Linked DNA regions of Homo sapiens: region 1 is linked to region 2. Evidence: chromatin loops called from intact Hi-C (ENCODE). Cell type or tissue: IMR-90. All regions are shown on one strand. Links, peaks and the distances in the headings refer to the core of each region. The heading gives the core; the rest is flanking DNA.

Region 1 (15,385 bases), core at 1-8,000, 350 kb before region 2:
TGGAATGAAGCTCATTAAAAGTGAAAGTACAGTGACGAAAGGTGGCAGGTGGAAGGGAAAGTTGGAGAACTGAAGGGTAGAGTGGGGGTCCTGTCCATGTTGTGTGGAGTGGAAACAAAAGATACTCTCTATAGTTGGAGAAACAAGGAATCAAGGTTGTGTACATCTTAAAACTGCAGGAATTAAAGCAATAGATAGAAGATAAAATTTTTAATTGAAATACACTAGAAGGCAGGGGAATGTAAGAAAGCTTAGTAAAAATGAGCTAAGTACTCCTCTATCATAGTAAGAAGTCAATAAAGAATATCAAAAATTGATAAATCTTGGAATAGATATATAAGCACATTTTGGAAATATCTTAACAGTGTACAAGCTGTGTAACTGCCAAGTTAGTTAACCCCAGTATGCCTCAGTTTCTTCATCTTTAAAATGAGAATAATAATAGTACATATCTCATGGTGCTTGTGATGATTAAATGAGTCAATATATGTAATCTTTTTTTTATTATTCTTTAAGTTTTAGGGTACATGTGCACAACGTGCAGGTTAGTTACGTATGTATACACGTGCCATGTTGGTGTGCTGCACCCATTAACTCATCATTTAACATTAGGTATATCTCCTAATGCTCTCCCTCCCCCCTCCCCCCACCCCACAACAGGCCCCAGTGTGTGATGTTCCCCTTCCTGTGTCCATGTGTTTTCATTGTTCAACTCCCACCAATGAGTGAGAACATGCGGTGTTTGGTTTTTTGTCCTTGAGATAGTTTGCTGAGAATGATGGTTTCCAGCTTCATCCATGTGCCTACAAAGGACATGAACTCATCCTTTTTTATGGCTGCATAGTATTCCACAGTGTATATGTGCCACATTTTCTTAATCCAGTCTATCATTGTTGGACATTTGGGTTGGTTCCAAGTCCTTGCTATTGTGAATAGTGCCGCAATAAACATACGTGTGCATGTGTCTTTATAGCAGCATGATTTATAATCCTTTGGGCATATACCCAGTAATGGTATTGCTGGGTCAAATGGTATTTCTAGTTCTAGATCCCTGAGGAATCGCCACACTGACTTCCACAATGGTTGAACTAGTTTACAGTCCCACCAACAGTGTAAAAGTATTCCTATTTCTCCACATCCTCTCCAGCACCTGTTGTTTCCTGACTTTTTAATGATTGCCATTCTAACTGGTGTGAGATGGTATCTCATTGTGGTTTTGATTTGCATTTCTCTGATGGCCAGTGATGATGAGCATTTTTTCATGTGTCTCTTGGCTGCATAAATGTCTTCTTTTGAGAAGTGTCTGTTCATATCCTTTGTCCACTTTTTGATGGGGTTGTTTGTTTTTTTCTTGTAAATTTGTTTGAGTTCATTGTAGATTCTGGATATTAGCCCTTTGTCAGATGAGTAGATTGCAAAAATTTTCTCCCATTCTGTAGGTTACCTGTTCACTCTGATGGTAGTTTCTTTTGCTGTGCAGAAGCTCTTTAGTTTAATGAGATCCCATTTGTTAATTCTGGCTTTTGTTGCCATTGCTTTTGGTGTTTCAGACATGAAGTCCTTGCCCATGCCTGTGTCCCGAATGGTATTGCCTAGGTTTTCTTCTAGGGTTTTTATGGTTTTAGATCTAATATTTAAGTCTTTAATCCATCTTGAATTAATTTTTGTATAAGGTGTAAGGAAGGGATCCAGTTTCAGGTTTCTACGTATGGTTAGCCAATTTTCCCAGCACCATTTATTAAATAGGGAATCGTTTCCCCATTTCTTGTTTTTGTCAGGTTTGTCAAAGATCAGATAGTTGTAATGTGTGGTATTATTTCTGAGGGCTCTGTTCTGCTCCATTGGTCTATATCTCTGTTCTGGTACCAGTACCATGCTGTTTTGCTTACTGTAGCCTTGTAGTATAATTTGAAGTCAGTAGCACGATGCCTCCAGCTTTGTTCTTTTGGCTTAGGATTGTCTTGGCAATGAAGGCTCTTTTTTGGTTCCATATGAACTTTAAAGTAGTTTTTTCCAATTCTGTGAAGAAAGTCATTCGTAGCTTGATGGGGATGGCATTGAATCTATGAATTACCTTGGGCAGTGTGGCCATTTTCATGATATTGATTCTTCCTACCCATGAGCATGGAATGTTCTTCCATTTGTTTGTATCCTCTTTTATTTCATTGAGCAGTAGTTTGTAGTTCTCCTTGAAGAGGTCCTTCACATCCCTTGCAAGTTGGATTCCTAGGTATTTTATTCTCTTTGAAGCAATTGTGAATGGGAGTTCACTCATGATTTGGCTCTCTGTTTGTCTGTTATTGGTGTATAAGAATGCTTGTGATTTTTGTACTTTGATTTTGTATCCTGAGACTTTGCTGAAGTTGCCTATCAGCTTAAGGAGATTTTGGGCTGAGACAATGGGGTTTTCTAGATATACAATGATGTCATCTGCAAACAGGGACAATTTGACTTCCTCTTTTCCTAATTAAATACCCTTTATTTCCTTCTCCTGCCTGATTGCCCTGGCCAGAACTTCCAACACTATGTTGAATAGGAGTGGTGAGAGAGGGCATCCCTGTCTTGTACCAGTTTTCAGAGGGAATGCTTCCAGCTTTTGCCCATTCAGTATGATATTGGCTGTGGGTTTGTCATAGATAGCTCTTATTATTTTGAGATACATTCCATCAATACTTAATTTATTGAGAGTTTTTAGCATGAAGCATTGTTGAATTTTGCCAAAGGCCTTTTCTGCATCTATTGAGATAATCATGTGGTTTTTGTTGTTGGTTCTGTTTATATGCTGGATTATGTTTATTGATTTGCATATGTTGAACCAGCCTTGCATCCCAGGGATGAAGCCCACTTGATCATGGTGGATAAGCTTTTTGATGTGCTGCTGGATTCGGTTTGCCAGTATTTTGTTGAGGATTCTTGCATCGATGTTCATCAAGGATATTTGTCTGAAATTCTCTTTTTTTGTTGTGTCTCTGCCAGGCTTTGGTATCAGGATGATGCTGGCCTCATAAAATGAGTTAGGGAGGATTCCCTCTTTTTCTATTGATTGGAATAGTTTCAGAAGGAATGGTACGAGGTCCTCCTTGCACCTCTGGTAGAATTCGGTTGTGAATCCATCTGGTCCTGGACATTTTTTGGTTGGTAAGCTATTAATTATTGCCTCAATTTCAGAGCCTGTTATTGGTCTATTCAAAGATTCAACTTCTTCCTGGTTTAATCTTGCGATGGCGTATGTGTTGAGGAATTTATCCATTTCTTCTAGATTTTCTAGTTTATTTGCATAGAGGTTTTTATAGTATTCTCTGATGGTAGTTTGTATTTCTGTGGGATCGGTGGTGATATCCCCTTTATCATTTTTTATTGCGTCTACTTGATTGTTCTCTCTTTTCTTCTTTATTAGTCTTGCTAGTGGTCTATCAATTTTGTTGATCTTTTCCAAAAACCATCTCCTGGATTCATTGATTTTTTGAAGGGTTTTTTTCTATTTCCTTCAGGTCTGCTCTGAGCTTCATTATTTCTTGCCTTCTGCTAGCTTTTGAATGTGTTTGCTCTTGCTTCTCTAGTTCTTTTAATTGTGATGTTAGGATGTCAATTTTAGATCTTTCCTGCTTTCTCTTGTGGGCATTTAGTGCTATAAATTTCCCTCTACACATTGCTTTGAATGTGTCCCAGAGATTCTGGTATGTTGCGTCTTTGTTCTCATTGGTTTCAAAGAACATCTTTATTTCTGCCTTCATTTCGTTATGTACACAGTAGTAATTCAGGAGCAGGTTGTTCAGTTTCCATGTAGTTGAGCGGTTTTGAGTGAGTTTCTTAATCCTGAGTTCTAGTTTGATTGCACTGTGGTCTGAGAGACAGTTTGTTATAATTTCTGCTCTTTTACATTTGCTGAGGAGTGCTTTACTTCCAACTATGTGGTCAATTTTGGAATAGGTGCAGTGTGGTGCTGAAAAGAATGTATATTCTGTTGATTTGGGGTGGAGAGTTCTGTAGATGTCTATTAGGTCCGCTTGGTGCAGAGCCGAGTTCAATTCCTGGATATCCTTGTTAACTTTCTGTCTCGTTGATCTGTCTAATGTTGACAGTGGGGTGTTAAAGTCTCCCATTATTATTGTGTGGGAGTCTAAGTCTCTTTGTAGGTCTCTAAGGACTTGCTTTATGAATCTGGGTGCTCCTGTATTGGGTGCATATATATTTAGGATAGTTAGCTCTTCTTGTTCAATTGATCCCTTTACCATTATGTAATGGCCTTCTTTGTCTCCTTTGATCTTTGTTGGTTTAAAGTCTGTTTTATCAGAGACTAGGATTGCAATCCCTGCCTTTTTTTATTTTCCATTTGCTTGGTAGATCTTCCTCCATCCATTTATTTTGAGCCTATGTGTGTCTCTGCACATGAGATGGGTTTCCTAAATACAGCACACTGATGGGTCTTGACCCTTTTTCCAACTTGCCAGTCTGTGTCTTTTAATTGGAGCATTGAGCCCATTTACATTTAAGGTTAATATTGTTATGTGTGAACTTGATCCTGTCATTACGATGTTAGCTGGTTATTTTGCTCGTTAGTTGATGCAGTTTTTTCCTAGCCTCCACTGTCTTAATGAATCATTGAAAGAACTCAGAGAAATCATGTGCATTTGACATCATCCAGGTAATTTTTTAAATTATACTTGCCAAGAGAAGCACTAACTGTAAATTCATATTTTATCAATAATTAAAATAAAATGGATATTAACTAAGGGGGAAAATCTGATCCTAGGGAATACAACTCTCTAAAGTACATTCAGTGATGTGGTTTTGCTGAGAATGAACAATTCTCCTGTTGGGGGAGTGAAACTTAAGAAATTAATCATATTTATATCATTTTGGGGCCACCGAAAATGGGATTCAGGTTTCTTTAGCAGATTTCTCTTTCTGCCTGCATTTACAGGTCGCCATAGTAACAGAGAGTGAACAGCAGAGGGAGCTGAAGATGCAAGCCAGCCGGTGAACATCTGTAAGACCAGTATTTCACAGCAGGCTTGGAGTTAGCGGCATTCATGTGCAAAACTCCGCATCCTGAGGCTGTGCAAAGCATACTGATTGAAATAATTAGGAGATTTACTTATTCTCAAAAGAATTATAAAAACATAAAGGTATCTTTAATAGAATCCGTTCTTGACAAATATTAATTTGGGGGTCAATGTGATTAGGAAAAGATTTTAATTTAACAAGTTCAGGAGTACATGTGCAGGTTTGTTACATAGGTAAACTCATGCCAAGGGGGGTTTGTTTTACAGACTATTTCATCACCCATGTATTAAGCCTTGTATCCATTATTTATTTCTTCTGATCCTCTCTCTCCTCCCACTCTCCATCCTCCAGTAGCCCCAGTGTCTGTTGTTCTCCTCTATGTGTCTGTGTGTTCTCAACATTTAGCTCTCACTTGTAAATGAGAACATGTGATATTTGGTTTTCTATTCCCGCATTAGTTTGCTAAAGATAATGGCCTTCAGCTTCATTCATGTTTCGCATGTGGTGTAGCACATTTTCTTTATCCGGTCTACCATTGATGGTCACCTAGATTGATTCCATGTCTTTGCTATTGTGAATAGTGCAGCAATGAACATACACATGCATGCGTCTTTATGATAGAACGGTTTATACTCCTTTAAGTAAATATCCAGTAATGGGATTGCTGAGTCTAATGGTAGTTCCGTTTTTAGGTCTTCGAGGAATCATCACACTGTTTTCCACGATGGTTGAACTAATTTACACTCTCACCAACAATTTATAAGCGCTCCTTTTTCTCTGCAACCTTGCCAGCACCTGTTATTTTTCTGACTTTTTAATAATAGTCATTGTGACTGGTGTGAGATGATCAATGTGGTTTTGAATTGCATTTCTCTAATAATCGGTGATATTCAGCTTTTATTCATATGCTTGTTGGCCACAATTTCTTTGAAAAGTGTTCGCTCATGTCCTTGGCCCACTTTTTAATGGGTTTGTTTGGGTCTTGTAAATTTGTTTAAGTTCCTTATAGATGCTATAAATTAGACCTTTGTCAGATGCATAGTTTGCAAATATTTTCTCCCATTCTGTAGGTTGTCTGTTTATTCTGTTGATAGTTTCTTTTGCTGTGCAGAAGCTCTTTAGTTTAATTAGATCCCATTTGTCAATTTTGGCTTTTTATGCAATTGCTTTTGGTTTCTTTGTCCTAAGATCTTTTCTCATTCCTATGTCCAGGTTGGTATTGCCTAGGTTATCTTCCAGAGTTTTTTATAGTTTGGTGTTTTACATTTAAGTCTGTAATCCATCTTGAGTGGATTTTGTATATGGTGTAACGAAGGGGTCCAGTTTCAATCTTCTGCATATGGCCAGTCAGTTATCCTAGCACCATTTACTGAATAGGGGAGTCCTTTCCTTATTGATTGTTTTTATCAGCTTTGTTGAAGATCAGTTTGTTGTAGATGTATATGACCTTATTTCTGAGCTCTCTATTCTGTTCCATTGGTCTATGTGTCTGTTTTGGTTACTGTAGTCCTGTAGTATAGTTTGAGGCCCTGTGGTGTGATGTCTCCAGATTTGTTCTTTTTGCTTAGGATTGCCTTGGCTATTAGTGCTTGTTTATGAATTTTTAAATATTTTTTTCTAGTTCTGTGAAGAATGATATTGTAGTTTGATAGCAATAGCAATGAATCTATAAATTGCTTTGGGCAGTATGGCCATTTTAATTATGTTGATTCTTACTATCCACGAGCATGGAATATTTTTCCAATTGCTTGTGTCATCTCTGATGTCTTTGAGCAGTGTTTTGTAATTTTTATTGTAGAGGTCTTTCACCCCCCGTTAGCTGTATTCATAGCTATTTTATTTTTGTGTCAATTGTGAAGTGGATTGCCTTCTGATATGGCTCTTGGCTTGACTATTTTTGGTGTATAGGAATGTTGGTGATTTTTGTATGTTGATTTTGTATCCTGAGACTTTGCTGAAGTTGTTTATCAGCTTAAGGAGCTATTGGGCTGAGACTATGAGGTTTTCTAGATATAGATTTATGTCATCTGTAGACAGAGATAGTTTGACTTCCTCTCTTCCTATTTGTACGCCCTTTATTTATTTATCTTTCCTGATTGCTCTGACCAGGACTTCCAATAATATGGTGAATAGGAGTAGTGAGACAGAGTATCATTGTGCCAGTTTTCAAGGATAATGCTTCCAGCTTTTGCCCATTCAGTATGATGTTGGCTGAGGGTTTGTCATAGACAGCTCAAAAAGATTTTTTAATGCATTTATCTTTAAAATGTCTTGGAAATGCCATCCTCAAATATTTCAGCATCTCCAGATTCCTGTTATGAGTAATACCAATCAGTGCAAAGAGGGTAGAAGAGTAAGCCAGAACAAAACACTCTTATTATTTTTACTAAGAAGAACTTGTTTAGGGTGGCCCAGTTACAAACCTGTTGACACACAGCATTCTTTTCATTTCTATTTGCTACTCTCTTCTCAACTGTTCCATGTTTTTCACTTCCTTTCTCTGTGTTGCCTTTCTCTTATATTTCATTTGCTTGTCACTTTTCTTTCATTTCCACAACTCCTTTTTTCCAAGAGTTTCCTATTTGTTCTTGGCTATTTCTATTTTATCATTTGTTCCAGTCACATTTTATTTCAACCCATTTATTATTGCCCTTCCATTTATTTTTATTTTTAATAATTTTCCCTCTTTTTCTCATTATCTTTTTTCCATCTATGGGTTCTTCTTCTTTTATAATCTATTAACTTTAAAAAATTTCTTTTTTGCCAGGCACGGTGGCTCATGCCTCTAATTCCAGCAGTTTGTGAGGCCAAGGCAGGAGGATCACTTAAGCTCAGGAGTTCAAGACAAACCTAGGCTACATAGCAAGACCCATGTCTCTATAAAAAATACAAAAATTAGCCAAATGTGGTAGCACATGCCTGTGGTCCCAGCTACTTGAGATACTGAGGAGGGAGGATTGCTTGAACCAGGAGTTCAAGGCCGCCGTGAACTATGATTGTGCCACTGCACTCCAGCCAGGGCAACAGAGTGAGACCCTGTCTCAAAAATAATAATAATAATGTCCTTTTCTCTTTTTCTTTTCACATTTATTGAGAAAGCTACCTCTTCTCCACTTTTGCAAAGTGGGAACAATATCTTGGCTGTATTCATTCATTTACTTATTTCATAAATACTTAACGAATGCCTACAGTATATAAGACATACCAGGTATCATGGTTGGGAAGTAGCAATAAGGAATGAATGGGGAACATAAAAATGAAAAAGACATAAATCCTTTCCTCTGTTGCTCATAAGAAATAAACACAAGGCCAGGCGTGGTGGCTCACACCTGTAATCTCAGTGCTTTGGGAGACCGAGGAGGGTAAATCACGAGGTCAGGAGTTCGAGACCAGTCGGGCCAACATGGCGAAACCCCATCTCTACTAAAAATACAAAAATTAGCCAGGCATGGGGGCGTGCACCTGTAGTCCTAGCTACTCAGGAAGCTGAGGCAGGAGAATCGCTTGAACCCGGGAGGCGGAGATTGTAGTGAGCCGAGATAATGCCACTGCACTCCAGCTTGGGAGACAGAGTGAGACTTCGTCTCAAAAAAATAAATAAATAATAATTTAAAAAACACAAAATAACTACAAGGCAGTTTAATATCAGTATCATAAGAAAAATGCAATATTTTTCTCCTGGACAGGGCATTAACATAGAAACTGTGAGGGCTCTTGAGGGACACATAAGATATCCATAAAGGTAAGTTAGGAGAGCAAGATGGCTAATAACACTGAGGCAGAAAGAAGGAATAGCTTAATTGTACTGAAGTAAGGGGTAGATGTGGAAGAATAGCTGGAAATTCTGTACATTATTTGTCTTACAGTAAGGATGGTTTCTCTGCAATATTCATAATAGAATCTGCCTTTTGGTAAACCTTTTCAATCCTTCTATAGACTTGGTGGGAAAGATTGAAAATCACAATTACTAATCAGTACTTTTTCTTGGTTTATTTCTTCCTTTTAAATGGGAGTAAAATAGTATCTAATTCCTGGGGGGTTGTTCAGAACTAAATTAGTTAATAAATGTAAAGTAGTTATAACTGTTCTTGCAATGTATTAAGGAGTGTAAAGCCGTTTCTTATGCTGTTGTTGTGCTGAGGGTTAATTGGGGCCAATTCAAATGCTCCATATTCATTCCATGAAGATTTTCTAATCTCTTCAACCCACTCTGATCTTTAACTTTGCTGTACACCTAGTCAGTGTTACCTGGTTAATACTTAGTTATTTGCTAATGATTTTGTGTATTTTCATTTTGTGTTTTCGTTAGATCATAAATTCCTCTTGGCAGGGACCACAAATATTGTACAATTGTCAGTGTAACTAGTATGACCGAAGACACCTAATAGACACTCAAAAAATGTAGCTAAACTAATCAATAGCTTTCATATCTTAGAAGTGCAGGAGTAAATAGTATGAAATGTAAGGCTGCACATTCATTAATGGGAAATAAAAATTATAAATAACCTCAAAAGACATCTAAGAAGAACTGCTCAAATGAAGAGTATTTTAGCATTCAGTTATTCAACAGTATCAGGGAACATCTGTTAGACACCTACTATTATGTGTGTATTTGTCCATAATAAATTCATTATTTAAATATGAGGTTTTGTAAATGAGTGAGGCTCAGAGAGGTCCACAGTCACACTATCATTAATAATGACAAAGCTTGCCAGGCATGGTGATTCATGCCTGTAATCCCAGTGCTTTGGGAGGTTAAGACCAGAAGATTGCTTGATCCCAGGAGTTCAACACCAGCCTCGGCAACATAGTGAGACCCCATCTCTACATAAATACAAAAATTAGCTGGGCATGGTGGTACACACCTATAGTCCTAGCTATTCAGGAGGCTGAGGGTAGAAGATCACTTAAATCCAGGAGTTGAGGCTACTGTGAGGTATGATCATTCACTGCACTCCAGCCAGTGTGAAAAAGGGAGATCTTGTCTCAATAATAATAATAATGGCAAAGCTATGTCTGCCAAACTTCTAATAGGTGCTCTTTCTTCTGTAATACCTTCCATTGATATAAGTAAATTTGAGAAATAATTTCCATTTGGGGACTGAATAGACATTTTATATAATTAGCACAATTATAGAGACATAAAGTGAAAATAAGAAAAATCAAAATGTTTATTTCCAGAATCAGCTAAAGAAACAGAGCAGGAGTTATGAAATGTCAAAAACTGATTGATTTAAAAGGCTGAAATTCTGCAAATGTATTTTGAATTCCCAAAATACATTAATATTAACATTTTCCAGTAGTGAAACAAATGCTTTTTTACAGTTAGTATGGAAAATCTTGGACAAGTATTTATTATTGAGAGAATCAAATTTCATAACAGCAATCAAATCCTTTGATTTTTATTTCATGTTTTTAAGAATCAGCCTACACCCTTTCTTGAACCCCAAGAAGTGGGCCATTTCTTTGCTAACTTGGAGTAGAGTAGAGCTAATGCATCATTAAATAAAGCTTGTCTCTATGCCAAGTCCTTTACTCAGCTCTGGTTATTAACTTAGTTGATAGCATTGCATAAAGATGCTCTCCTCTTATTTATTCATTTATTCATTTTTCAATAAATATTTAATGAACACTCATAATGTGCCAGGCACACTTCTTGGAATACATCCATGGAAAAAAATGAAGATCCCTGGCCTTGTGGAAAAACTAAAAAGAAATTGGGGTTGTATAGGGGAGAGTAATCAAGAAGGTTACAATTTTAAACAGGCTGGTCAGGACAGGCCTCATAGAAAATATGACGTTTGAGCAAAATCTTAGAAGCCAGGAGGAGAATATCTAGAGGAAAGAGCATTCCAGGCAGAGAAAGCTGTTAGTGCAAAGACCCTAAGACAAAGTGCTCCCAACATGTTTGAAGAATAAGGACTCCAATACATCTGTAAAGAGGTAAGAGCATTAAGAGAAGAAATATGTGATCAGTCTTCCCCCAATCCCCACAACCCAGGTGCAGAGGTTTTACCAGAGGCCGGGGTTGGGTGAAGACAAATCACACAGGTGCTTGTAGGCATTGAAAAGACTTTGACTTTAATTGGAGTGGAGAGATGGAAATGGAGAGCCTTTGCAAAGTTTTGAGCAGAGGAGTGACACGTGCAGTTGAAAATAAATAGCACATATTGGTGATGTGAATAACTCTTGGTAAAGTTCTGAACAAAACAAAACTGAATCTTCCCTTTTCTAGAAATTGGATCCCTAGAAAATTAAGTGCTGTATATGATAAAATCTTAAAAAAATACATAAATAAATAGTAAAAATCCATCCAATTACTTGTTCAAGGATAATTTAAAAGCATTAGGCTAGCCAAGGGAAAATGTCATTTGATGACACTTAAAATATACAGTCAATTTTTGCATTCTTAGGTATCAAGTATTGCATATTTATTAAACTTTTTATACTCAATGACAAATTTCACAATGATTATCTTAATTTTAATATGGAGAAATAATTCTCATTTCACCTAGGCTTAAAATAATGCCTTAATGTCTCATAATTAACTTTTTTGGTTATAAAAATAAAAAATATTAATAGCCATTAAAATGTGTTCATGAGTTTATCCAGCCACTATAAATCAGCAAGGTTAGTAAAATGTTTTTATCAAAGTTGTTTAATATCCAGAGTAGTTGGACTTTTTGGTTGTCACAAGGTTTTGGTATAGTTGAAAGTCCTCCTATAGAGAGTACATTAGCAGTCTCAGTTGCTAAAACAATGGAAAATTATTTTCTCACTGTTCTGGAGGCTAGAAGTCCAAGATCAAAGTGTTGGCAGATCTAGTTTCTTCTAAGACCTTTCTTCTTGGCTTGCCGATGGATTCCTTTTCCCTGTGTTCTCACATAATTACCCCTCAGTCTGTAGGTCTGTGTATTGTCTGCATTTGAATCTCCCCTTCTTATAAGGACACCAGTAATACTAGATCAGGCCTACCTGCATGGACTCATTTTATATCAATTATATCCATAAAGGCCCTATCTCAAAAAACAGTCACATTCTGAGGTACTGGGGGATTCAAATTTCAACAAATAAAGCTTGAGGGGACACAAGTCAGCCCATAACACATAGTATAAAGACCCAAATGATTTATCTGATGGAAACAAGACTCAGGATCAAAGCACACAATGACCTCACTAAGCACCAAAGCAGGAGAACCAAAACATGTTTTTGTTCAATTATGTTCATTTGTTTGTTTATTGCAGATTTTTATATCTTAAAAACATTAAAATAGTTACCATAAAAAAGCAGAACTTTATTACACATTCTAATTCTTATTAGAATAGAGTCTTGTTAACTGGTGACTATAGGTCTTAGCCAGCCTGTGGAAGATCCTGAGTAAGGGCTAAGGGAGCAGCCCAGCCAAGTAGGTGGGTATGGGCGGCAGGGCTCTGCCTCTCATATGGGAATTGGAGTGCAGCCTAGTTATAGGCTAAAGAGAGTCAAATTGGAAGCCTGCCACTTTGAACAGGGGATGTCAAGCACTCACTCTGGGAACATCAGATACAAGAGACTTGGGATACCAGATTTGGTTTGGATTCTTCTAGGGTCATCATACGGCAAATCATAAAGTGATAGAAAGGCATAGGCTTCAAAGTGGAAAAGTCTGAATCAAAACACATGCACACACACACACACACACAAACACACACACACACATATATATATAAAACATGCTGATCGTGAACCTATTAGAATGTAATCGAACCTCTCTGGGTCTCAATTTCAATAAATATCTCTAAACACCAGAACACTAGCTCATTTTGTTTACTATCTTCATTTTTCACAGCTGGCTAGGACTAGAAGAGATAGTTACAGATAATTATGAATTAATTCAGTGGAAAATAAACCAGACCTAAATTGGTCCAAAAGCAATACAGAATATATCTTCAGCCACCAGTGCCCCCAAAAATCACATGTAATAAAGTGTATAGTTTCCTGGCTTTGCATTGTGTTATGAAAATAACAAAGAATAAAGGTATCTCCTTTTATTTCTATCCAAAGGTGAAATCACCCCTGAGCACTAAATATTAGATTATTCTCTGTCTTGCTTAAACATTTGCTATTGCCATAGAAGCATGATGTTGACATTTCTTGTTGCTAGGAGCGTCATAGTGTTGGATACGTATACAATAGCATTCTGTTAGCTCAAACGTGGGGCTTTTTAAACAGCAGCATGCTCTTTTTATATCCTGGTACAGTAATCTAAAGTATAGATTTACCATGCAAATTATACATGAAAATCTGAATTTACTACTACACAGAAATAAAAGCACCAATGCTTAATAATTTATCTTTAAGGAATATTTTTGCAGCATCTCAGAGTGGAAAAAAAATAAAAACCTTGAAACAAAGCAGATGCCCATCAGTAGCAGAATGGCTGAATCTATTGTGCTGCATACAAGCCACAGAATATCATGGAATCTTTAAAAGGAATAAATTATAGCTATGCCAATTGACATGAAAGAGTTTCTACCATGCGTTATCAACTGAGAAAAGCAAAATGCATAAAATTGTTTATATACACCAATGTTCATAGCAGCATTATTCACAATAGTCAAAAGGTAGAAATAACTTGTGTCCATTGATGAACGAATAAAAAAAATGTGGTGTATGCATACAAACGAATATTATTTAGCTTTTAAAAAGACAGAAAATTATGACACATGTTTACAATATGGATGAACCTTGAAGACATGCTAAGTGAAATAAACCAGTTACAAAAAGACAAAGACTGTATGATCCCAAATATATGAGGTAATAGAGTAGTTAAATTTATAACCACAGAAAGTAAAATGGTGGTTGCCAGGGGCTGAGGGAAGGAGGAAAAGCATAAATGTTATTTAATGGGTATGGAGTTTCAGATTTGCAAGATGAAAGGCATTCTAGAGATTGATTGCACAAGAAAGTGAATGTACTTAACGCTATTAAACTGTACACTTAAAAATTGTTAAGATGGTAAATTTTAAATTGTGTATATTTTACTGCAATTAAAAGTAAATTTTAAAAATTGGGAAAATGTTTTATATAAAAATAATGCCAATAAACTCTCTTTATACATATAAATACATATATAACCTACTGTAAATAGAGAAAATTTGGAAGGATGACACCAGGTTGTCAAATGAGTTACCCTGTATGAATGCAAACTAGAGGGAATAGTAGGTCGTTCAAATAAATCAAGAAAATAAATGATATAATCCCTACATTGGAGGCAATGGGAGTTCTCTACAGAGTGATACTCGGAGGCCTTTATTGGCCGTAGTGCTTTTTAGTACGTCTTGAAATATATCTTTAGCCACTAATGCCTACAAAGTCATATGCAATAAAATCTATGACCCCCAGCACTGAAAATCAGCTTCCCAGCTAACTGAACTCATAGTTCAATGTAGGGATCTATTTTGTTGCATCAGTTTAGAAAATTTTGCCAGATTTACACTTCTGAGAACTAATCTAAGCCAATTTGATTATCCACAATGACTGTTTTGGTAGCTTCAAAGAGTTAGAGCTAGGTGAAGTTGAGTTGACCAAAACCTTACCACCAGAAAGAAGTTTATATTTTAAAAATATTAAAATAATCGTCATGAAAAAAGCAGAAATTCTGCCACACATACAAAGATGTATTAGCAAGAAGGCACAAAAAGTTATTCACCCTGCTATATAAACCTGATGAAGTATGTTGCATAGAATATGTTGCAGTATTCTAACAGTGGGATTCAGCTAACTTTCAAGAAAGTCAGGTGACAAAAATCTACTCTAAGTAGCAGTATTGCCTTTATAATCTAGGAGAGGAATCTCTTTTTGGAGCCCAGCACCTTAAAGAGCCCTGAATATCATAACACATACCAAAAAATTAATTTATTAAGGAACAAACGGTCACTTCTATCATTTGGAATCCAGCACTCCGTGTTGGCATAGTGTAACTCTAAACATTATTCCAGCAACTAAGAGCTCCAGGAAAATTCTTCTCCTACGCCCTTGAGACACAAGGTTTGCAGGTTGTACTACTTTATGCCCATGCCAGCTGCTTCTGAGTGAGAATAGTTTATTTTTTTGAAATGTTTAATACAATCTGATTATAGTTTCAAAATATTAAGCTTAAAATGTCAAATTTATATGAATGATTTTGTTTTTAAATTAGAAATTTATTAATTATAATTTAATTTTTAATTTTATGATATTTCTAAATATTTTAAAACAAAATGTACAAAAACTTTAATTTTCCTATTTTTAACATGTATTTGAAATACATTTTATAAAATATATTCAGATTTGGTTGTTAAATACAGTTGTACTTTGAATACAACTACATTTCAAATACTTTGATCCAATAGAACAT
Region 2 (12,335 bases), core at 1-8,000:
TCATTTTCAGAAATATATGCATGCAGTTATGTTTTATTTGATTGTTGACTTAGGCTATGTCTGTATACAGTAACCAAATAAACTCTTTCACTATTAAAGAGATTTCTTACTGACACAAGTCTCCTTCATTTTATCTTCAGAAGTAGGCTGAGTAAAAAATGGTGACACATTTTATAGAATGAAGTTAACAGTCTTTGCAATATAAATCACCTCTGGCTTATTATTTAATTGACAGAGCTTACCTTTATATCTTATATACACCAAAGGGGTAGATCTCAAAGAACCTGATTGCTTTAAGTTTTCAAATATAATTTTTTCTTTATTAAATAATCAAAAGTAATATTTTAAGTGTAGCACTAATTTAATATTCAATAACATTTATCACAGCCATTAAAATTATATTTCTAAAAGTTATTTAATGACATGAGGTTTTATAATCAGATAAAGAGGGGTTAGAGTGGAACAGTGGTTTTCAGCATGGATGGGGAAGAAATTTTGCCCCCTAGAGGGCATTTGACAATGTCTGGAGACTTTTTGGCTGCCACAACTGGAGGTGGAAAGCAAGGGAGAAAAGGTGCTACTGTAATGTAGTGGGCAGAGGCTGGGGATACCGCTAAGCTGCTAAGCATCTTACCATTCCACAGGGCAGCCCTGACAGCAAGGATTACCCGGTCATGTGTGTCAACAATGCTGAGGTTGAGACACTCTGGAGTAGAGTTAAACTGTTAAGCATATGGATTTTAAATTCAGATTATCTGGGTTTGAATTCTAGCTCTGCTACTCAGTAGTTGCGTGATCCTGGGCAACTTACATCATGTCTCTAAGTCTCAGTTTTATCCTCTGTGGAATGGTTTTAATAATAGCGCATACTTTATAGGGTGGGTGGAGGCAGTAAATGAGATAGTATATGCAAAACAATTGAATAATGCCTGGCAAAGAATAATTATTCAATAAATATTAGCTATCATCATCATCGTTGTCATATTTATTCAAGATGCTCTTGCCAATACTGTGGTAGTGGAGGTGGTAGGAAGCTCAATTTGTTTATTTGTCTGTCTTCTGCCTTTCTCTGTGACTTCACAAAATCTCTGTGATATCCCCAATGCTTGGTGCTGGGAGAAAACAGGATGGTAGAAATAGACAATTCATGGTAATTACCACATGAATGCTAATTCAATCATGCTAATGGGTGACTGACAGGCCATGAGTATTACCATTTAACAATGAGTCTGCTCACTAGTGTTTTATGACAGTTACTGCAAAAAAATAGAATCTTGAGTCAGTATTTAAATGAGTAATTTGTTCCATGAAAATGTAGAAGAAATAAAGTAACATCGTTCTTGGATCATAGTTTTCTACAATATTTTTCTCATTTAGAAGACCAAAAGTAAAGCCATGTCCCTCCTCATTATTGCTAACAGTTACATATATTCTGAATGATATATATTCTAAATCAATTATTCACTACAATGCACACACAAACGTTCCATTATTTTGTATTACCCAAGGTATCAGGCTTGTTCACTGAGAATATGTGCTAACGAAAATGGTTTATTTTCCCTGAGGAGTCCAGACAAAGGAGAATGAGAGGTCAGTAGCAGTTTAAAGACAACGCTGAATTTGCCTACCAACTTTTTAAAAAATCAAGCTATTTTGAGGAACCTATGGTATTTTGTCATAGCAAGTAGACACTTTTACCAAAGCTATTTATTTGGGACTTATTAAAGAAAGTCTCCTTGCCCATTTTGCCATTGTCTTTGTACAAGGCACTTGCTTTAGTCAATAGCTATGAAGTCTAAATTAACACTGTCAGATAATCAGGCTAAAAGGTGACAATAAAGCTATAAAGCAGCTGTCTGAAAACTTAACTCTGTATAAAGGAGAAAGAACAAAAAGAATCTATTCTGTGTCATGTACCCAGAGATATTTTGTGTTCTGGGTAGAAAAGATTTGAACTTTCTTAAAACGTTAGTGAGTATAAGGGGAGGTGCCCTACTTAGAAAATAAACCACTAGTTTTCCTCAGGTGGCTTGACAACTTGGGCAGATGTTTGGCAAGGGACAGGGGGATAGAGAGGAGCCAGAGGAAAATGAAAATTCTGGTGTTCTATGCCACTGTAGAATGACTATACTTAGTAATAACATATAATTTAAAATAGCTAGAAGGGGCCCTGTGCAGTGGCTCACACCTGTAATCCAGCACTTTGGGAGAGCAAGGTGGGTGGATCACTTGAAGTCAATAATTCAAGACCAGCCTGGCCAACATGGTGAAACCCCGTCTCTACTAAAAATACAAAAATTAGCTGGGTGTAGAAAAATAAAAATTAGCTTGATGTGGTGGCATTGTCCCAGCTACTCGGGAGGCTGAGGCAGGAGAATCACTTGAACCCAGGAGACAGAGTTTGCAGTGGGCCGAGATTGTGCCACTGCACTCCAGCCTGGGCAATAGAGCAAGACTCTGTCTCAGAAAACAAAAACAAATTAAAATAAAATAGCTAGAAGGAGGATGTTGAGCATTCTCAACACAAAGAAATGACAAATGCTTGAGATGATGAATATGCAAATACCATGATCTGACCACTCTAAATTGTATGTATCAAAACATCACTATGTACCCCATGAATATGTATAATTATTATTTGTTAATTAAAAAGTAAAATAAAAAAAGGATATAACCAAAGCTCACTAATCTGTTACCCTGTCTGTGGAGCCTGGCCCCTCAAGTTCAAAGTACAGCTCTGCCATTTGCTCTTATGATTTTGTTCATTTTATTCCTTGTGCTTCCATTTATTCAACATGTAAAATGATAAATTATTATGAGGATTAAGTGAGTGAATATTAGTCATTGATAAGGGCAGTGCCTGGCATACTAGCAAAAACTCATATTATTATTATTTGCCAGAACATAAAGGATGATAAAGACTTTAAGTTGAATGTTCTAGATCTGTTGATTTTTTCCTATGTTATTTGCCAGTATAGATTTCCTTCTATTCTTCTGCTCTTTTCTTTCCGCTAGCAACACCTCCGTGGCTAAAAACAGGACTGATTAATCAGACTGAGTCCCTTTTTTTTTTTTAGTGTTACTGATGACAACTCTCAGAACATTAAAAATCTGCAGCCAGTTAAAAACTGGAAGCGTTGGCTCAAACAAAGGGCTGGGGCAATGTTGTTGTTACTTGTTAAAATCCTAGAATGGATTTCTCAGTGGGCACACATCAACAGAAGTCATCATCATAGGCCGGGCGCAGTGGCTCATGCCTGTAATCCCAGCACTTTGGGAGGCCGAGGCAGGCGGTTCATGAGGTCAGGAGATCGAGATCATCCTGGCTAACATGGTGAAACCCTGTCTCTACTAAAAATACAAAAAAATAGCTAGGCATGGTGGCGGGTGCCTGCAGTCCCAGCTACTTGGGAGGCTGAGGCAGAAGAATGGCATGAACCCAGGAGGCAGAGGTTGCAGTGAGCTGAGATCATGCCACTGCACTCCAGCTGGGGCAACAGAGCAAGACTCCGTCTCAAAAAAAAAAAAATCATCATCATAGCCAAATTTCTTGTGACTGGTGATTACTTAGCACATAGTAGATCCTTTTGAATCTTCATAAAAAATCATATAAAATAGTTGTTAATGTTTCTCATTTTTACAGATGAAGAAAATGGATTCAGAGAGTATCTTTGAGAGTTCACACAAGGAAGTGCAACAGTGACTTAGGACAGGGCTCTCAGAGTTTGGATGTGCACAGCCTCTCTTGTACCAAAAGTCCCCTCTTCCCCAAACCAGCTCATTCATGAGCATATTAGATTTGTCTGAATTTACTCAAAATTCTTAGGGAAATTTAAAAGTTGTATAAGAAGAATAACATATGAGCCAAAATGAGCACTGATATCTCAAAACAGCAATTTTATTTATTTATTTGGCTTTATTCTTTCATTAACTCATATTTTACCTCATTCCAGAAATGATTTTATATGGCAAGCTGTTGGTATTGTTGTCATTTAATTTTCCATTAACTTGTAGAGCCCTGAAGGAGTGCAGAGTTGGTGAGAAGACTGGGATTCTTTGGGGTGGGAAGTAGTAGCTGGAAGAGAGGCAGAGAAGAAAGGCTCCCCATCCTTGGCTCGGCTCACATTCAGCTTGGGGCTAACCATGGTTGTGAAGAGGGCACATGGACATTCTGAGACACAAACTGCATCTGGCATGAACTAACTATGAACATTTTTAGAGAAGGGCCACATAGGTAAGTGAAATCATCTCATTTGTTCCTCAGTGATAAATTTCAGAGGCTGAATTATTTTTGGCAATGTTGATGGCAGAGAAGCATCCGAAGTGCCAGATGGGTCGCTACAGAGACCTCAGGGAACCATAAGAAAGCCAGAAATCTGAAGAAAAAAAAAAAAAGTCTCACCTTAGAGTCTGTGGAATTGAGCTCTCATAGTGCTTTAGGCATACCAGATATTCAAATAGTCCTGTTTTATAACGTATTTGTCACCTAAATTGAATTTCCATTAGTGGAAGGGATTTGTTTTTTACATATTGCCTTTCTTTGATGTAAAATTGTGGAGAATAATAGGAGAAAAAGCATGGGGCTGTCGTCAATAAATGCGGATTTGGTTCCAGGATTTTGACCTAAATTTAACCTATATTGACTACGTGCCTTTGGGTACATTATTTTCACCCTGGGCAGTTTTTCTTATTTGAGAGAATTATTCAAAACTGACACTAGGTGGTGCTCTGCTCCCACTGGCTCTACAAAAAATTTAATCGAGGCATGCCTGAGGTTTCCAGTTTGTTTCACCAATTCTGCTACATATGTTGGTCAGGATTACTGCAAAAACAAAACAGCAACCAAAACTATAGTATTTCCAACACAATTTTTTCAAGAGACACAAGAAAAATATTATAACAGTGTGCTATTCTGTGGCTACCAATTTTTTAGGATACCCTATGTTCTTAGGTACCAAAAGAAGGTGTTCTAATATAGCTTAAAAATATACTTCTCCCAAAGGAAAAATAAATCATTATGTTAAAAAGATACCTACACCAGTATATTTATCATAACACTATTCATATTAGCAAAAATGCAGAATCAACCTGTGTCTATCAACAGATGACTGAATAAAGCAAATGTGGTACAATACAACGGAATACTACTTAGCCCTAAAAAGAATAAAATCATATCTTTTGCAGCAACATGAATGGAACTGGAGGCCATCAGAAAGTTTCTGGGTTATTTTACTTAGTTACAACATGTTCTCACTCATAAGTGGGTACTAAATAATGCATACATACAGACATAGAAAGTGGAATTGTAGACATTGGAGACTTGGAAGCGGGTGGGAGTGAGATGAGAAATTACCTATTGGGTACAATGTACACTATTCAGGCGATGGCTACACTGAAAGCCCAGACTTCACCACTAGGCAATATATTCATGTAACAAGATGATACATAAGCCCTAAATCTATAAAAATAAAAAAATACACTTCTTAAGAATATATGGGGAGCAAGGGGAGGAATAGCTTTAGGACAAATACCTAATGCATGCGGGACTTAAAGCCTAGATGATGGGTTGATGGGTGCAGCAAACCATCATGGCACATGTATACCTATGTAACAAACCTTCACGTTCTGCACATGTATCCCAGAACTGAAAGTATAATGAAATAAAAGCTAAAAATAAATAAATAAAAAGAATATAAAGTCTATCACTTTTTCTGATGTGTAACAAAGAGTTCCTTTTTCTGTGTAACAGGGTCATCTGGATCTTTTTAAAAAAAAATTTAAAATAGCAATACACAAATGTTTTATTCATTAAAATCAAATTACAAATAATCCTGAGTTCTCTACAAGCTTCAATTCAAAATAGACCTCTGATGTCTTTCAAGTTTAAAGCACTGTTTTCAATTGTGACTTTTAGACTTGGAAGAGCCCCTGGCAGTTTGAACTCAAGTAAATGTGTAAATGCTATGTGAATATGTGGTTTTGTTCTTGATTTAATTCAAAATATCATCTTATTGCTTAATAGTTCCCCTTCCAATTAGAAGAAAGATTGGTGTCTCCTAAGTGGAGGAATTGGGGTTAACAAGATGATTATTCCTGTTTTTCCAAGAGCAGGAAGGAAAATAGGGAGAACGTTTTCCACAAATCCCACTGTGTGTTATGTGGGAAAGTTGAATGCACAAAGGGGACGCTGGCCAGGTAGTCTTGGTGAGGTTCTATTGGGGTGAGAGATTCTGAGCACAGCTTCTGAAATCTCTGGAGTGCTTTCGCTCTACAAGAAGATGTACATTCAGTGACAGGCCCACATGTGGGTAGTTAACAAGGGGAAGGAACAGATAGTATATAACTAACCCTTAGTATGTATTAAAACTGTTCTCAGTGCTTTATGAGATTATTTAATTCTCACAATAGGCCAACATATGAGAAAATAGGCCCAGAGACGTACTGTCCAAGCTCACATGAGTAAATGTTAAAGCCAAGCTTCAAACCAAAGCAAGTTTGTTCCAGAATCCATGCTTTTAATCACTAATCTACATCATCTCCCCAAATGAGAGCAAACACACAGTGATACTGTTGTAAGTGCTTTATTCACATTAACTTTTAATTTTCACAACAACCTCACGACACAGGATTTATTCTTGGTCTCCTTTCACAGCTGAGGAAACTGAAGCACAGATTAGTTAAAAGGTTAAGATGATAATTAACGTTGAGGGTGTGCTTAAAGACAAGACTGCCTCTTAAAGTCTGTTTGAAGGGCACTCAGCAGGTGCAGAATTGAGCTCTGATCCCCACCACCTTCTTTTTTCCCTGGGGTTCTTCTTACTTGGGTAGATCCATGCTGCACAGCCTCCGAAGGCTTTGGTCTAAGCCTACGGATAATTTTGGTTCCTGGTGCCTCTTGTCATAGTTGGGATTAAAAAAAAAGACACTAAGTATAGAGGAAGAACAGGATACACTTCCTCTGCACTGAGCTCTACACTTTGAAAGAGCGCTGCTTTAGCAACAAAGTTCTGAGGCAACTTCACAGACACCTCCTGCTCCCTAGCACCAGCCGGCTCTCCAGGGGCACCATCTTCCTAAGTTTTCCCTTTTAACACCACAGTCAAGAAGGGCTTGGGTCTCCTCCCCAGGTGCTTGTCACCTACTGGTAATTAACGAAATGAATCATTTCACTCTTCTGATGAAACATCTGCTTCCCTATAGCAACGGATGTTTAGGCGGTTGGCTAGGAGGGGGAATGTGTAGACCCAAGGAGATACCTTATTAGTTACTTTACCTATTAGCAGAAAATGAGGTCTGGTGGCTGGATAATTGTGTCACTAAGAATGACAGAAAATCCAAAAGAAAAAGAAAGAGTGGTTCTCTTCCATTCACAGGTTCTTTTCAATACAAGTGTTCCTTTATTTCTTGGAACTTCAGTTTTCTTATATGCAAAATGAATTTATTGAAAAGCCCTCTAAATTCTAGCTAATTCTGATAGTCCCTGAATTTTGGACTCATTTTAAGAGAAATTTTGAGACAATAAAATGGATTATCAGTAATAATATATGTATTTTAACTTGCAACTAAATTAATATTTCCTTTTTTAATTTGTTTTCTATGTTTTCTGTGTTTAGTTTTCAAGCTGAAAGAAAACAGGCTGTATTATGCATACAGTATCTACAATTGCACATTCAAAAACTGAGTTATATCATTTCTCAATATTAATTGAAGAAATGATTAGAATCCCTATAGAAAGTAATGCTGTGTTCATTTACTCAATTACTTTGATGAATGCCTTCCTGAAGCTGTCCTCACTCCCCCTCATTGCTTCTCCAAGGTATGGAAATAGGCAGCCCCATACTGCCACATGTCTATGTTACATATGTGTTATACCATGTTATCCTGGGTAATGAGTCATCCTATCTGACTGGCTGGGAACCATAAGGTGTTCTCCTTCTCTCAAGATTTTTGCCCCTTGAAATAATCTTCCTGTTTCGTCTCACACCAAAGAGTCCCTATTCTTATATGCTTCTGGAGTTTCCATATTTGAGTTCTTCTGGCAATGACGGCCAGAGAGAAAGGAGAGGAAAGGAACCCACCAGTAGCTGTCTTTCTGCTGCCTGTCTGAGTACAGGTATATACAACGATGACGGGGGACATGGTGCGTGCAAACACATGATGAGCGTGAGCCATGCCAAGCGGGGACCTGAGTGAGGACCACTTACAGGTGTGGTGACAGAGGGAAGATGGACTTGGGTCCAGAAAGACGGGACAGAGAGATGGGCAGGAAAAGGGAGAGTACTTCACATGAGGAGAAGCTGAGAGACGGCAGAAGTGCACATGGGTATTTTGAGAGAAGCAGGCTGGGGTGGTTGGCACTGAGGCGCAGAGAGAAAGTGGTGGGAGACAAGAAAAACAGGGTTGGAAATGAGGCTCACAGTAGATTCTAGAGATCCAGGAACGTCAGGCTAAAGCACCTGGCCTTTATCTTGCAGGCAACAGGGAATCTTAAAAGGCTGTGCGTGTGTGTGTGTGTGTGTGTGTGTGTGTGTGGTAAACGAACGGGATGAGTGCTATCAAACCTTGGTATTTTTCTTAAGTTATATAAAATAAATTATTTTCTATTTTATTCTTAGCCAATAAACGGGATCGAGTGGCAACTAACAAAAACTAGCCAACTCTGTCAAAAAGATCTCCACATCAGAAACCAAGACCTGGAAGCTGTAAGAAGCCTGGATCCACACAAACGACTGCTTAGCATTCAAATACTCCCCTCCCAGAACACTTGATGTGTTTCTTGCATATCTGACTTACTCTGCTGGCCATCTACTGACAAAAGCAATCTCTTCCCAGATGAAAATTTCTCTGGCCCTTTCTCTTTGTTTGTTTTTGGTATTGTTTAAAAAACAGCATTTCAAATTCCTTCAGCCTTCCAGGAAAGCAGACAGATGTGTAAACTAGATTCCAAAGCACTAAGACTTCTGCTTCTTAATAAGCTGGGACACAATCATGCCCTGGAAGCAAAAGTGAATAGAATTTCCTCATTCACGAAGGGTCTACTGTTGATTTTCTAAAAAGAAACAAAACAGTAACCAGATGGTAGTTGACAGGGCAACTTTAAAGACAAGTATTTGTTTTGATCTCATTCCTAAGGGAAAGAAAGTTAGATAATTAATAGCAGGAAAGAACAGGAGAGAAAGGCTAGAGGAGAAGAAATATCAAAGATAATGTATAAAGAGAAATGTGAGGAGAAATGGATATTGGAAAATAAGGGGAAAAAATAGCCAGTTCTAGAAAAATAGAAAATGGGATGAAATGAAATATAACTGCACATTTTTCACTAAATCGTTGCCTAGGAAACAACTAGGAGTGTTTCTCCCTGTACTGAATAATCGTTGAGAAACACACTGGACTTAGGGTCTCTTGGCTTTATTGTATCAACTGGGAAACTTACGTGTCAGTCATAGTAGTTATGAGCACCATGCTTTCTATATCATGCTTCTAACAACAGAAGTAGTCAGTTTCAACAATTTTGGAGGGTAATAGCAGAGGAATTGTAAGTTTGAAACCTACAAACACAGGCAGGTTGAGACTTGAAAATCTGATTAGTCTAGGATGACACATTAGTATGTGTAACACTAAGCAACAAACCGTGGAAAAGTCAATTAGAAAAGCAGCTGAAGGCCCATTTGGCAATGTGAGATCATCTTTACAGTTTGCCTGGTATCTGTTGAAAACCAGTTTTCCATATAAAGAGCCTGGTGCACTTAAAGTCATATAGTGTGGAGGCAAAGTTTCACGTTACAAAGCAGTTCTTTATCCTCCATTAGCGTACAGCCCCTATGGATCTTATTATCACTGTTTTCCTTTTAATCTAATAATTATAAAGAACAAAAAGCATTAAAAAATGCTTTACTGCTCCCATTTGAATTTGTCTTTCCTATAGTTTAGTGAATTTTGCAGAAAATATTTATATACATTGTCTTAAATAAGCCCATCTCTATAAAGCTGTCCCTCCTCTATTTATTGGGCTGAATTCTCAGCGTGTGCGTGCAGGCAGGCATGCATATGTGTGTGTGTGTGTCTGTGTACACATGCGCATACATGTGCACTTAGAGAATTGTGACAGGGGTAGGGAAAACAGGTGTGGGAGGGATTGTTTTTCATAATGACTCATACTATCCTTTTCCTAAACAAAAGCAGGAGTTAAGAGTTTGAGAACGTTTGCTGTTGGTTGGAAATAGACCATGGTTATTTCATCTTATTTTTTTCTTCACATTAACATAGAGAAGTTTTCTATAAATTTGTAAGGTCATACATATCCTATCCTGTGAGATAGAGTGAATCCTAAATTGTAAATATTTTTATTTAGAGACAAATTGGAAAGGCATAACAAAACAAATAAGAAATTATCTCGGGCTCCTGACAAATGTTTGAATTGTATCCTTGGAATTCATTTTGTCAAACATTTACTCATCCTTGTATTGGTATTGACTTGTCACTTTCATTTATTATAGAAAAAAATAAAATCTCAGTTCATAACAGGACCAGCAGCAAAGCAAACATGACATTCAACCCTCGGCCATCTGTCTGGATCTAGGTCAAGATTGTTTCCAAAACTGGAATGAGGCAGAGAAAGCCAATAAAATCTTGATGGGTTTTTATTTTGGTTGTATTTATGTGTTTTCCTGGTTTTAAAAAAAATACTGGGGAAAAAACGGTCAGTTATAATATGTACCATATCTCTGCATATTTCACAACATTTAGACATAATTTATGTATGTATATATTCTTTCTTCTAGATCTTATGTTTTAGTGAGGAAGACAGCTACATATCTTAATTCTAAGTAAATCTCACAAATAAGCAAAAAAATTTAATTCAAGAATACTGATTATCATAAAACAAATAATTGCAGAAGTTCCAATAAAAATTTGATATTACAATGTTAGTATAGTATATATCTTACCTACTGCCTCTCAGGCTATACTCAGAGATTAGCAATTAGCTGAGTGTATGTCCCTAACTCTCCTCAAATATATGAAAAAATTGGCCCAGAGATTTTTAAAAATTCTGTTCTGAAAAAAGTCTATAGATTTTTCTATTTAAAAATTCCTTATATAAAAATTAAGAAAAGATAAAACTTGGGAACATATTTATAATTACATAGATAATATAAGTGAATACAAATAAAACAATAAGAAAAGTATTAGTATTCTAATTTTAAAATAAAATTCCAGAAAGAAGTTCACAAAGGAGAAAAAACATGTGTTTAAAAAAATAATAAAAAAAACATGTGTTTAAAAAAATATACAAGTTGTTTCTGTTTTGTTTTTTAAACTATTGCATTAGCCAAAATGAACCAACAGTGCAGTGGTTAAGAAGATGAACTCTGGAGACAGACAAAACTGACTGGCATTGCTGTTCAACTTTTATAGGTTGTGGGGCCTAGGGCAAGTCTCCATTTTCCTACTAAAAATTGGAAATAGCAATAGCACCTATCTCATAGTGTGATGAATGAAGATTTAAATGAGATGACTGTTATGTGCTTAACACAGTGCCTACCATATATTAAGAGACTGATTTTAATGAATTATCGTCATTCAAGCAAGTGGAAATGTAAAATGGTACAGATATTTTAATAAGGATCTGGAAAATGTATTGATGAAATATTAAGCTGTCTTTAACATGCTTCAAATAGTTTTTAAAAACAGAAAAATGGACCTAGCAATCACAGTTTGGGAAGCACAATGAATTAAATGTTCTTATATTTTCCCTTAGCCAAGGCTGTCAACTGTTTTTTTTTTTTTTAGACGGAGTCTTGCTCTGTTGCCAGGCTAGAGTGCAGTGGTGCAATCGCGGCTCACTGCAACCTCTGCCTCTCAGGTTCAAGCAATTCTCCTGCCTCAGCCTCCCAGGTAGCTAGGACTACAGGTGTGCGCCACCACCCCCAGCTAATTTTTTGTATTTTTAGTACAGACGGGGTTCCACCATGTTGGCCAGGATGGTATGAATCTCTTGACCTCGTGATCTGCCCGCTTTGGCCTCCCAAAGTGCTGGGATTACAGGCGTGAGCCACCCAGCCGGCTGTCAATGTTTAAGCTGTTTTGACTCAATACCTTATTCTATAAGAATTTGTGTATGTATAAGCAAAACAGCAACAACAAAAAAACACTAAACAATTAAAACTCATCAATGTCTGGCAAAGGAGATGTTTTATTACTATTGTAGAGTAAATTCTGTATCTAACTTTAAAAGTTTGAAAATGAGATTCTATATATGGAAGTTAAGAAATTTATTTCACATATATTCTCTGGAGGTATATTAATTTTTAAACAACTTTTGGTAATGCCCACAG

Evidence for each region. Peaks named below come from ENCODE experiments on the same cell type or tissue, not always from the same donor. Only the 100,000 strongest peaks of a DNase experiment are listed, where the experiment ranks them.
Region 1: it touches region 2 in a loop (2.7-fold over the local background); 4 of 110 quality-filtered maps call a loop at or near these places.

The regions. Positions count from the first base shown.
Region 1 is chr6:122,376,735-122,392,119 of GRCh38, forward strand. No RefSeq gene overlaps it. Among named protein-coding and RNA genes, the nearest start is that of HSF2, 15 kb to the right of the region's middle. In IMR-90, for the core only: a CTCF peak has its summit at 4,958 (motif pointing right); a DNase peak (open chromatin) is centred at 4,967.
Region 2 is chr6:122,726,261-122,738,595 of GRCh38, forward strand. PKIB (cAMP-dependent protein kinase inhibitor beta) reads left to right here. Exons shown (of 5, transcript NM_181795.3): 5 at 1-113. Among named protein-coding and RNA genes, the nearest start is that of FABP7, 47 kb to the right of the region's middle. In IMR-90, for the core only: CTCF peaks have their summits at 508 (motif pointing left) and 4,718 (motif pointing right); no DNase peak of the experiment used is centred there; H3K27me3 peaks cover 388 bases.